Linked DNA regions of Homo sapiens: regions 2 and 3 are each linked to region 1. Evidence: chromatin contacts called from ENCODE Hi-C or POLR2A ChIA-PET data. All regions are on one chromosome and are shown on one strand. Each heading gives the region's core, a stretch centred on a gene start or an enhancer-like site at or near the end of the contact. The rest is flanking DNA. Distances are from core to core; before and after follow the strand shown. Region 1 overlaps NDUFC2-KCTD14 (NDUFC2-KCTD14 readthrough). Region 2 overlaps RSF1 (remodeling and spacing factor 1). Region 3 holds the start of AQP11 (aquaporin 11).

Region 1 (3,581 bases), core at 439-2,938:
CAATGGCAAGCCTTTAGCACGATTGGGAGTGGCAACGGGAGTCTCGCTGGATCAGGAGCACAGAGGACACCCTGCCAGATCCGGAGGGATGGGAGTCAGTGGCAAACAGCAGTGGTGGATGGTGAGCGAAAGCTCAGCTCGAGCCGTAACAAACATGGACCAGAAGAGTGCAGTTGCAAGATTTAATAGAGTGAAATAGCGTGAAAACAGAGCTCCCATACAAAGGGAGGGGACCCAAAGGGGGTTGCCATTGCCGGCTCCAGTGCCTGGGTTTATATCCTGATCATCGTCCCTCCCGCTGTGCTCTCAGGCAACAGATGATTGGCTATTTCTTTACCTCCTGTTGTTGCCTAATTAGCATTTTAGTGAGCTCTCCTTACTATCTGATTGGTCCCATGTGAGCTAAGTTGTAAGCCCTGTGTTTAAAGGTGGAAGCGGTCACCTTCCCAGCTAGGCTTAGGGATTCTTAGTCGGCCTAGGAAATCCAGCTAGTCCAGTCTCTCAGTTTCATGCAGACTGGGTCTGCTGTGTTCTTGGGTCTCCAGCATCCAGCCCTGAGCCCACCCACACACAGTAGGTTTGCTCCCTGCAGCAACATCATAAACTCCAGTGCCCCTACCTACATCCTGCTGCCACTGCGCCAGTGCCGCCCTGGTGAGTCATCAGACCCAGTGTGCTGGCCCCTGGGGTGATAGAGCCTCTAATGGAAGCTTGACAGACTGTGTGTCTCCCAATCCTTGAAGCCCAGAGTGCCTGGGTCAACCTGGCTTACCAGGCAACTCCCACTTCGGAGATCTGTTAGCTTTGTCCTTTGTGAGAGGCAAAATCACCTTCCATTCAAATTAAGTCCTAGTGGCCGGGCGCGGTGGCTCACACCTATAATCCCAGCACTTCAGGAGGTTGAGGCGGGCGGGTCACCTGAGGTCAGGAGTTGGAGACCAGCTTGGCCAACATGGTGAAACCCCATTTCTACTAAAAATACAAAAATCAGCCGGGCGTGGTGATGCGTACCTGTAGTCCTAGCTACTGGGAGGCTGAGGCAGAAGAATTGCTTGAACCCGGAAGGCGGAGGTTGCAGTGAGCCAAGATCACGCCATTGCACTGCAGACTGGGGGCCAAGAGTGAAACTCCATCTCAAAAAAAAAAAAATAATAAAATAAAATAAAAAATCAAGGCCTAGCAAGGAGAATGTTGGTTGCCTTCTCTCCCTGGGGAAGGGATGACTCACAGAACAGGAGTGGTGGATGGAGGACAGACAGCCACCGAAGAGACAGAGAAAAGACACAGAAATGAGGCTGGATTCCAGGCGGAGAAAATTAAAAGGTGCAGAAAGAAGGCAAAAGAGGAAGAAAACAGCAGAGAGACACACAAAGAGAAAAGAGCCAGAGAGAAAGAGGAGCAGAGTTAAAGAGAGAAGAGACACAGGAAGAAGTGGAGGGAGAAAGAGGAAACAGAAAGGAAAAAAAGAAGAAAGAAAGAAAGAAAAGAGACAAGGAAGAGAGAAGGAGAAGACAGGAGAAAGGAAAAAGAACATGGAGCAGGAAGTGAGTTTCTGAGGGTACTTTGAATCAGCCAGAAAAAATGCCCGTACTTCAGATTCCAGGAAGACATGACACGGGAAACGGGGGCAGCCTTGGCTTGGTTCTCAGCTCCTGGCCAGCGGCCAGCTCTGGTTTCAGCCCTTGCCTGCAGCCCCGGAAGTCTGTTGGAGGTCAGACTCTGAACATGGGGCAAAAACATAAACAGGGCAGCCACACTCTGTGTGCCTGGATGGTGGGCACAGCTTTCTTAGTAATTTGGAAACACTGAATAAGAGCTCAAAAAAGTGCCTACTCCTTGCACAGTGCCTTAGCTATCAAGGATGCTCACTGCAGCACTATTATAGTAGAGAAAGAGAGAAAAAATACAGAAGGAAGGAGAGAAGAAAGAAGTAAAATGTGGCTTAGTAGATTTATGATACATTCATACAACACAATGCTCTGTCGCCATTTTAAAAAGTGGTACAGAAGAGCCCTTCATATGGGGGAAATCGTCACGATACCAGGTGGAAAAAATGAGTACACTTTTTTTTTTTTTTTGAGACAGGGTCTCACTCTGTCTCCCAGACTGGCTCACTGCAGCCTCAACCACCTGGGCTCAAGTGATCCTCCCACCTCAGTCTCCTGATTAACTGGGGCTACAGACACATATCAACATGCCTAGCTATTTTTTTTTCTTTTGTAGAGACAAAGTTTCACCATGTTGCCCCAGGCTCATACATGTTTAAATAAATCTTTTCTTTTTTTTTTTCTTTTTGAGACAGAGTCTTGCTCTGTCACCCAAGCTGGAGTACAGTGGTGAGATCATGGCTCACTGCAGCCTCAACTACTGGGGCTCAAGCAATCCTCCCGCCTCAGCCTCCTGAGTAGCTGGGATTACAGGAGCACACCACCACACCTGGCTAATTTTATTTATTTTTTTTGTATTTTTTGTAGAGATGGGATCTCTCCACATTTTCCAGGCTGGTCTTGAACTCCTGGGCTCAAGCGGTCTGCCTGCCTCGGCCTCTCAAAGTGCTGGGATTACAGGCATGAACTGCCGCACCTGGCCTGGTTAAATAAATATTTTAAATGGCATGATTCAAGTTTTGTTAGTGGATATATATGTAGTAGGGGTGGCACCAACCCTGTCCCAGTTCAAGGTCCTCTTGAAATTCAGTTCAGCCCAACCCTGTGGTCAGAGACACCTGTTTTTTTGTGTTTTTTTTTTTTTTTTTGTAATCTAAAGTCCAGACTCTACTCCTTCCCTCCTAGCCCCATATTCTCCCTTCTGGGGAAATTCCCATGAGTTTTAGGCAGGGCGCCAATTCCTGGCCCTTGCTCCCGCTATGGAATCCCTTGCAAGAGATGGGATTCTTTTGCTGGCAGCCCCTGGTACATCCGGGCCTGACCGTGACCACAGCAGCAGTAGCCATCCAGTTCTGCAGTGTGGCTCCAGTCAGGCTCCTGGCCTGGGCCCTCTGAACTCCTGGTCCTCGTCCTTTGTGAACACTGATAGTCTTCTAAGAAATTCTCTTTCTGTTTCAGGGGGTGACATTGGCCTCTGTTGCTTGTCCCCAGGATCCCTCTCTGACACCCCTGCTGTGTTTGCTGTGGGGAGTTCTGCTGCCACCACCCATTAGGTATGCAGGTCACCCCCTCTCTTGGGTCCAGGTGTCTGGGCTGTGTGAGATGGTGGAGAAGCTGTTCACTTGGGGTAACCAGCTGGGGCCTACGCACTTGGGCTGGGGAGCCAGTGAGCGGGGAGCCAGATGGGGTGCGGTTGATTCCTCTCCAGGAACCCAAGGAGGACAAGTTGGGAGAGGTCCTGGGTCCAGGCCATGGGAGATGCCCTTCTGAGTGACAGTGGACAGTTGGTAAACAATAATTGTTTGCACGTGGTCCTGGGCACCAGAAAATTGGCCCTGCAGGCCAGAGGCCATCAGCATGGCCTGAGAAAGAGGTTTGGGGTAAGAATAGGGAGAGGATGCGAGAACCTCTCACTCGAACTGGACCAGGGAAAGGCCTATGGGGCTTCAAAAGATGTCTCAGAGAAGGCAGGAG
Region 2 (3,713 bases), core at 53-2,552, 370 kb after region 1:
TCTCTTTATTATTTTTCCTTATAATTAATAAGTAATTTGTGGGAATTTGAGACTATTTAAATATCCTTTTCCTTATATTTCACCTGCTAGTTTTAGTTCCTGTGGATAATTCTAACTCTGTCATTTCTGTTATATTTATTTATTGTTGTTCTGTAAGGAAGAACATTTCCCTTCTCCTCCATATGTTTGTTTATTTATGACAGTGTAAACTCGTGGATTCTTATTCTGATCAGTGGATATACTACATTCCCATCACTATTTAGGCTCCATTTGTCCCAAATTTGGCCAATGAGAACCACTTCAACCTATTGGCTAGCTATTTTGAAATGTTTGAAATCCACAAAAGAATAACAAGCTTGAATGTCGTACTTCGGTGGAATTTAACATTCTGAAAAACAGCTGTGACATAATGCCACAGCCTCACTCTGGCTTATTGATCAGAGATGACAGGAACAATGCTATTTAGCAGTGCTTTGCAAGTTTAACTAGGTCTGTGTGCTTTATTTAGCAGATTTGTATTCTTTATGGAGAAGAGTCAAAAATATATCTTGAGTTCTGTATTTATGTGGAACAGATTCATGAGTTTTCTTTGGTTAGAGGGCATAACCTCTGCAATACATTATGACTATAGTGACAGGTAGAACAGCATATTATCAGGAGGCGGATTTGTGGTAGCCGTCTACCAAGAAGAGCAGTCATGGCAGCTGTGTACCTGACCAGGTAGCTGTAGGTCGACTGCAGTAAGGACTATTTCTAAAAAAGTATAAAACATTTAGGCTGGGTGTGGTGGCTCACACCTGTAATCCCAGCACTTTGGGAGGCCGAGGCAGGCGGATCACTTGAGGCCAGGAATTCAAGACCAGCCTGGCCAACATGGCGAAACCCCATCTCTACTAAAAATACAAAAATTAGCCAGATGTGGTGGCGGGTACCTGTAGTCCCAGCTACTCGGAAGGCTGAGGCAGGGGAATTGCTTGAACCCGGGAAGTGGAGTTTGCAGTGAGCCAAGATCATGCCACTGCACTCCAGCCTGGGCGACATAGTGAGACTCTGTCTCAAAAACAAACAAACTAAAAAGGATAAAACATTTTCTAATCTTGAGGATTCACCGCTAAGAGTATATATTGTGAGGTTTGGCATTAAAAACCTGCACAGATTGAGTCATTTTTTTTTTTTTTAAGGGAGACTTAAAGGCCAGGCATGTGGTAATCTCAACACTTTGGTAGGTAGCCAGGAGTGGTAGTGCATATGCCTGTGATCCTAGCTTTAGCTACTGGGGCAGCTGAGGCCAAAGGATCTCTTGAGCCCAGGAGGTTGAGGCTGTAGTGAGTCATGTTCATGCCACTGCACTCCAGCCTGTGTGATAGTGAGATACTCTCTCAAATAAAATGAGACTCATAAAAGTTACTGTTCACTTAAAAATATTTATGACTGAACTCTGCTTGGTAGCTTTTCATTTTTATAACCTAAGCTACATTTCTAAATAGACTTAAATTTTGTACTTTGTTCTTCCTTTTTTTAAAATAGAAAGTGACTTCAGTGATGATTTTAGTGATGATTTTGTAGAAACTCGGCGAAGGCGGTCAAGGAGAAATCAGAAAAGACAAATTAACTACAAAGAAGACTCAGAAAGTGACGGTTCCCAGAAGAGTTTGCGACGTGGTAAAGAAATAAGGCGAGTACACAAGCGAAGACTTTCCAGCTCAGAGAGTGAAGGTAAGGCATAGGTCTCCTATATATAGAAGTTTGGACAGGGCAAAATAGACATTATAAAGTGAACTCAGGATTGTGATTCTGTACCATTCTTTGAAACTCATATAACCAGGCCAGGCATGGTGGCTCACGCCTGTAATCCCGGCAGTTTGGGAGGCCAGGGCATGCAGATCACTTGAGGCCAGGAGTTCAAGACCAGCCTGTCCAACATGGTGAGACCTTGTCTCTACTAAAAATAAAAAAATTAGCCTGTGTGGTGATACGCGCCTGTAATCTTAGCTACTCAGGAGGTTGAGGCAGGAGAATTGCTTGAACCTGGGAGGCGGAGATTGCAGTGAGCCAAGGTTGTGCCACTGCACTCCACCCTGGGTGACAGAGCAAGACTGTGTCTCAAAAAAAAAAAAAAAAAATCCATATAACCAGTAGTATCTTTGAGATAAAACCTATAATCTTGTGCCTACCATAGTTTAAATAAAAGATACTCGATAAGAGGCTAATTTTTAAGATCTCCATTGTAATTTAAATTTTCATTGAAACTAGAAAAGTCTCAGAAAATTGTGATCTGATCAAGATTATTCTACTTCTTTTTCTTACTCCCTTATTCATGGCCCTCATTTTGAAATAACCTCTTATGTCCTTAATAGCTAAAAGGTTTCAAATAAAAGTGCCTACTGTCTCTTTCACCTTGACTATGATTTCAGTTGGAAACCGAAATCATTATTTCCTAATAGCTATAACTGTGCCCCCTACCAGTAGTACAAGACAAGCTCTAAAATATGAATTTCTTACATCCATTTAGTCTTTTTTGTTTTACTTAAATTATATATATATAGTGTATATATATATACACACATATATACATATAAATATATATATATATATATATATATATATATATATATATATTTTTTTTTTTTTTTTTTTTTTTTTTTTTTTTTGGTGACAGAGTCTTACTCTGTCACCCAGGCTGGAGTGCAGTGGTGTGATCTTGGCTCACTGCAACCTCCGCCTCCCAAGTTCAAACGATTCTCCTGGCTCAGCCTCCCAATAGCTAGGATTTTAGGCATGTGCCACCAAGCCTGGCTAATTTTTGTATTTTTAGTAGAGATGGGGTTTCACCATGTTGGCCAAGCTAGTCTCGAACTCCTGACCTCAGGTTATCCGCCCACCTTGGCCTCCCAAAGTGCTGGGATTACAGGCGTGAGCCACCGCGCCCGGCTTTATGGCCTGTTTTGAAGATTGTTTTGCTTTCATAGATTAAACATGAATTTAAGTTTGAGCCCAAGACAAAAGAGAAAGGGAAAAAAAATGTTTGGATGTGGGATGCTAAAGAAGGGAAGTGAACATCTTTTTCGAATGTGTACTTACCTTCATGTGTCACAGAAACAAACATAAATTGCATTAGTTAAGCCATTAAATATGAATATTTATTAAGCTAGGCCCTATTCCAAGCACTGGAATATAACAGCAAACAAAATAGCTCTTATGAAACTCTTATTTTAGTTGGGAAGAAGGTGACAATAAACAAGATAGATAAGTAGAATATATGATATATTAGAAATGAGTGCTTTGGAAAAAAATAAAGGAGAAAAGGGGGTTGGGAAAGTAGTTGAATTTCAGATAATATACTAAGGAAATCCTCACTAAGAAAACATTTGAGTGAAGACCTGAAAGAAATGTTGTGTGTGAGTCATGCACTTATCTAAAAGAAGAATGATACAGGCAGATGGAACAATAAATATGAAGGCCTTGAGGTATGTTTGTGCTTGTCATGTTCAGCAAACAGAAGGGAGTGCAGGGTTGTTGGAGCAGAATGAGTGAAGGCAGACATAATGAGATGAAGCAAAGAAGTCAGTGGGGGCCAGTCAGCAAACGAGAGCCCACCTGCTTACATAAATAAAAAAGCAAGGTTTTTGTTTTTGTTTTTGAGACAGGGTCTCACCCTGGCTGGCGTGCAGTGGCACAATCACAGCTCACCATAGCCTCAATCTGCTGTGCTC
Region 3 (3,839 bases), core at 32-2,531, 450 kb after region 1:
TTGAAGCAAGTTATCATTTAAACATTTTTCTTAATAGGTCACTTAAAAGTTCATGTATAACTCAAAATGAATTATTAAGGAAATAAGAAATTTCATAACTCAAAATGAATTATTAAGGAAATAAGAAATGACTTTAAATCATTTATAGGACTAAAATGGAACTACAAAATTTCTACCCTCCGCTCTTATACTAACCAATCATGTGCCTTGTGCTTTAAATCGAAAGGAACTTTGTAAAGCCAGGATCATTTTTCAGTAAGAGTATCCGAAACGATCTATACCACCTTGGCATGAAGAAAGAGGCAGTTAATAAGTTATCTTTCCTTTCTACCATTAAAACAATCCCTTTGTAGGATATCTGAACCCTTGGCAATATCTCACAGTATCTCAGTTTCAGCACAGAGGTGGCTCCTTTCTCTGGGTGTTCAAAGCAGCACTGCATGAAGGCTCTACGTGTCGGCCCTACTGGTTAAGAACGGGCTGCAAAATGGTTAGAATAACGGGGATACCAGCATTTACATCATAGCGGGATAGACGGTTTCAAATGTATTTTAGTAAAGAACTTACAGCCTCATGTCATAGAGGCTCTGGAAGTGCCAAGTATTTGGTGAGAATGACAAACCTGCATAGACCAAAAAGGTGATGAGTGCAGCCAGCAGGTGGATACGAAGCTTGGTTCGGACTTCCTGGAAGTGCAGCAGAGCGCTGTGGAAGAGAAAGGAGCAGACGGCCTCTGTGATGACCGCTTTGAGCAAGTCGACTCGGATGGGATTCTTGCAAGCGAAGCTCCTCTCGCTGACGTGATACTGGGTCAGACCCAAGCTCCACAAGGCGCTTGTGCAGTACCTGCTGCACAGGGCACTAACCAGCTGAGCCAATAGCCTCACCGCACCCGTCTCGGGGGACATGCCCCCCAGCATCATCTGCATCATCACGCCGCACGGGTTGCTGGACGTGCCCACCAGAGTCAGGCCATGCACAAGCGAGAAGAAGTAGACGAGCGTCAGCGTCCAGGTGGGGTGCGCGGGGTGCTGTTCGCTCAGCAGTTGCAGCTCGTGGGTGCAGCAGCAGAGCTGGAAGGTGGCTAGAAACTCCAGGACGAAGGCGTGGGCCACCGGCCTGTGCAGCTGCTGCCGGGCGACTACGCGGGCCAGCCCCATGAGCAGCACCACCGACAGCATCAGTCCCAGCGAGGTGCAGGTGTCCTGCAGCTCGGACCGGAGCCCCAGCAGCGGCGACATGGCTCCGTCGCCGCCTGAGCGGGTTGCGGGCTCCGGCTCTGGGTAGGAGGCGGTCTCCAGGCCCGAGTCCGAAGTCCGCAGCCCCTCCCCTCCTCACGCCCCTCGGGGCGGGACGAGCGGGAGGCTCCCGAGCGGCACACTTAAGAAGTCCTCCCCGCCTCCCCGGCTTGGCGCTGGGGTGTTGGAACCAGAGCCGAGGAGGCGGGGAGGCGGGGAGGCGGGGAGGCGCGGGGAGGCGCGGGGAGGCGAAGGGAGGTAGCCTAGGGCGCCGGCCGCAGGGCCAACGGTCAGCCGAGCCCACCGCGCACTCACCCTCCGCAGTCTCCCTCAGGGCCTTGTAGGCGGGCGCGGCGGCGGAGGGCCGGCGCGGCGCGGTCGACGCAGCGCTCTTGGTGCCCACTGCGCACGCGTGCTGCGGCCCTTGCGCCCCTGCGGGCGGTGACACCCGGACCACGGGGCGGAGAGGAGCGGCACGGCGCGGCGGAGCTCTGATGGTTGCTTTGCAGCGAGGACCTTAGAGTTTTTCTTTCCCCGCTCCACACTGTAAAACCGTGGAGCTGGAAAGACCGCTGAAGGCCATCTCACATAGCCACCTCGTTTTTATCAATGGGCGACTGAAATTGAGAGGGGAGACGCGGCGCAGGGGGCGGGTGAGTTAGTGGGCGTAGACCGGTGCGCAGGGCCTCCTGGAGCCTTGCTTTTCTTCACCTGCCAAAAAACATTTCTAAAAATGGTGGTAATATATGCCAGATAAAATTCGCCACTTTAATCAATTTAAGTGTATATTTCAGTGGCATCGATTACCCTCACAGTGTTGTTCAACAGTCACCTCTTTTTTCCAGAACTTGAGCGGTGATTCTTCAAAGTGTAGCCTAGTTTTAGCATGTGACTGTCTATAACCTTTGGCATGAACTCTTTACGTATAATATGAAACAGTTGTGTCTTACTGTTACATGCACTCTTCGTGAAGAGGAAACAACAGGTAACTGGAGAGGTCTGTTTCCAAGAACTGGGGGTCCTGGCGCACCTCTTCCATCTGCTTTGAAAGCAGGAATACGGCTGCGTGAGGTGGAGCGCGTCCGGAGTCCCAGCACGGAGAGGCTTAGGTGGGAAGACCGCTTGACCCCAGGAGTTCCAGGCTGCAGTGAGCTGAGATCGCGCCACTGCACCCCTGCCTGGGCCACAGAGCGAGACGCTGTTTTTAGAAACAAAAACAACAACAAAAACCGGGCGCGGCTGGGCGCGGTGGCTCACGCCTATAATCCCAGCACTTTGGGAGGCCGAGGCGGGCGGATCACCGGAGGTCGGGAGTTCGAGACTAGCCTGACCAACATGAGAAACCCCCGTCTCTACTAAAAATACAAAATTAGCCGGGCATGGTGGCGCATGCCTGTCATCCCAGCTACTCGGGAGGATGATGCAGGAGAATCGCTTGAACCCGGGAGGCAGAGGTTGTGGTGAGCCTAGATCGCGCCATTGTACTCCAGCCTGGGCAACAAGAGCGAAACTCCGTCTCAAAAACAACAACAACAACAACAACAACAACAACAAACCAGTCAAACAAACAAAAAACAAAACATGAAAGCCACTTAGTACAGTTCCCAATACGTAGAAAATATTCACTAAGTGGTAGCTTACAGTGGAAACAGCAGGTTTCAGCAGCCAGAGTGCACGGCTCTTGCCACCGCATTCCAGTCCCAACAGCTTGTCCCCTGGGGTGGCCCATTGTAGGTGCAGCACTTTGGGAGTCCGAGGCAGGCGGATAACGAGGTCAGGAGTTCAAGACCAGCCTGGCCAACATAGTGAAACCCCGTCTCTACTAGAAATACAAAAATTAGCTGGGCATGGTGGTGCGCACATGTAGTCCCAGCTACTCGGGAGGCTGAGGCAAGAGAATCCCTTGAACCCGGGAGGTGGAGGTTGCAGTGAGCCAAGACAGTGCCACTGCACTCCAGTTTGAGCAACAGAGTGAGACTTCGTCTAAAAAAAAAAAAAATTCTTTCACAAGACACAAACTAGTAGAAAATCAAGACCTTTTCTCTTTCCTGTGTTGATTGCCTGGCCAGAAAGAATTTAAATTAGAATTATTTATTATTATTATTTTTTTAAGACAGAGTCTCGCTCTGTCTCCCAGACTGGAGTGTAATGGCGTGATCTCAGCTCACTGCAACTTCTGCTCCCGGGTTCACGCCATTCTCCTGCCTCAGCCTCCCGAGTAGCTGGGACTACAGGCGCCTGCCACCACACCTGGCTTTTTTTTTTTTTTTTTTTTTTTTTTTTTTTTTTTTTTTGTATTTTTTAGCAGAGATGGCGTTTCACTGTGTTAGCCAGGATGATCTTGATCTCCTGACCTTGTGATCTGCCCGCCTCGGCCTCCCAAAGTGCTGGGATTACAGGCGTGAGCCACCGCGCCCGGCAATTAGAATTACTTTTAAGTCACTGCTGTTTAAAGAAGTTGCCTTTAAATCAATCCTATGAATGTAACCCTTTCAGTGCTCCCCTAGACTTGAAGTCACTTGAGGATTAATGTGAATGTATTTTATTTACTGCTCTGCTGATAATTCACTTTTACCCGGAAGAGTCATGTAGAAAACCAGT

What was found. A loop is a pair of places that touch in the nucleus more often than their neighbours do. ChIA-PET counts read pairs that join two places held with the same protein, here RNA polymerase II (POLR2A). Pooled maps may share reads with other maps.
Region 2: a pooled map shows a loop between it and region 1 (2.1-fold over the local background). The contact joins two enhancer-like sites. A Hi-C loop is called at or near these places in 3 of 50 pooled maps. POLR2A ChIA-PET finds 5 or more read pairs at or near these places in 3 of 52 experiments (BJ, MCF 10A and activated naive CD4-positive, alpha-beta T cell).
Region 3: a loop to region 1 is called in a pooled map, with 4 times the contacts of the local background. The contact joins the promoter of AQP11 here to the enhancer-like site in region 1. A Hi-C loop is called at or near these places in 1 of 168 maps with a recorded cell type or tissue (dorsolateral prefrontal cortex) and 6 of 50 pooled maps. POLR2A ChIA-PET finds 5 or more read pairs at or near these places in 1 of 52 experiments (PC-9).

Annotation. Positions count from the first base shown.
Region 1 is chr11:78,038,243-78,041,823 of GRCh38, reverse strand. It overlaps NDUFC2-KCTD14 (NDUFC2-KCTD14 readthrough), which reads left to right. Exons shown (of 3, transcript NM_001203262.2): 2 at 3,066-3,160. The coding sequence ends at 3,160. It also overlaps a transcript of KCTD14 not described here. Among named protein-coding and RNA genes, the nearest start is that of KCTD14, 17 kb to the right of the region's middle. RefSeq lists a silencer at 1,584-1,643 and an enhancer at 1,280-2,236. Within about 2 kb of position 1,688, at least 34 of the 41 ENCODE cell types and tissues checked have a DNase peak (open chromatin) inside an H3K27ac peak, as active enhancers do; they include PC-9 and dorsolateral prefrontal cortex, where a contact is called at or near this core.
Region 2 is chr11:77,670,045-77,673,757 of GRCh38, reverse strand. RSF1 (remodeling and spacing factor 1) reads left to right here. Exons shown (of 16, transcript NM_016578.4): 15 at 1,528-1,716. Among named protein-coding and RNA genes, the nearest start is that of CLNS1A, 34 kb to the right of the region's middle. Within about 2 kb of position 1,302, at least 2 of the 41 ENCODE cell types and tissues checked have a DNase peak (open chromatin) inside an H3K27ac peak, as active enhancers do.
Region 3 is chr11:77,587,395-77,591,233 of GRCh38, reverse strand. AQP11 (aquaporin 11) reads right to left here and starts at 1,281. Exons shown (of 3, transcript NM_173039.3): 1 at 623-1,281. The coding sequence starts at 1,241. RefSeq lists a silencer at 1,305-1,934.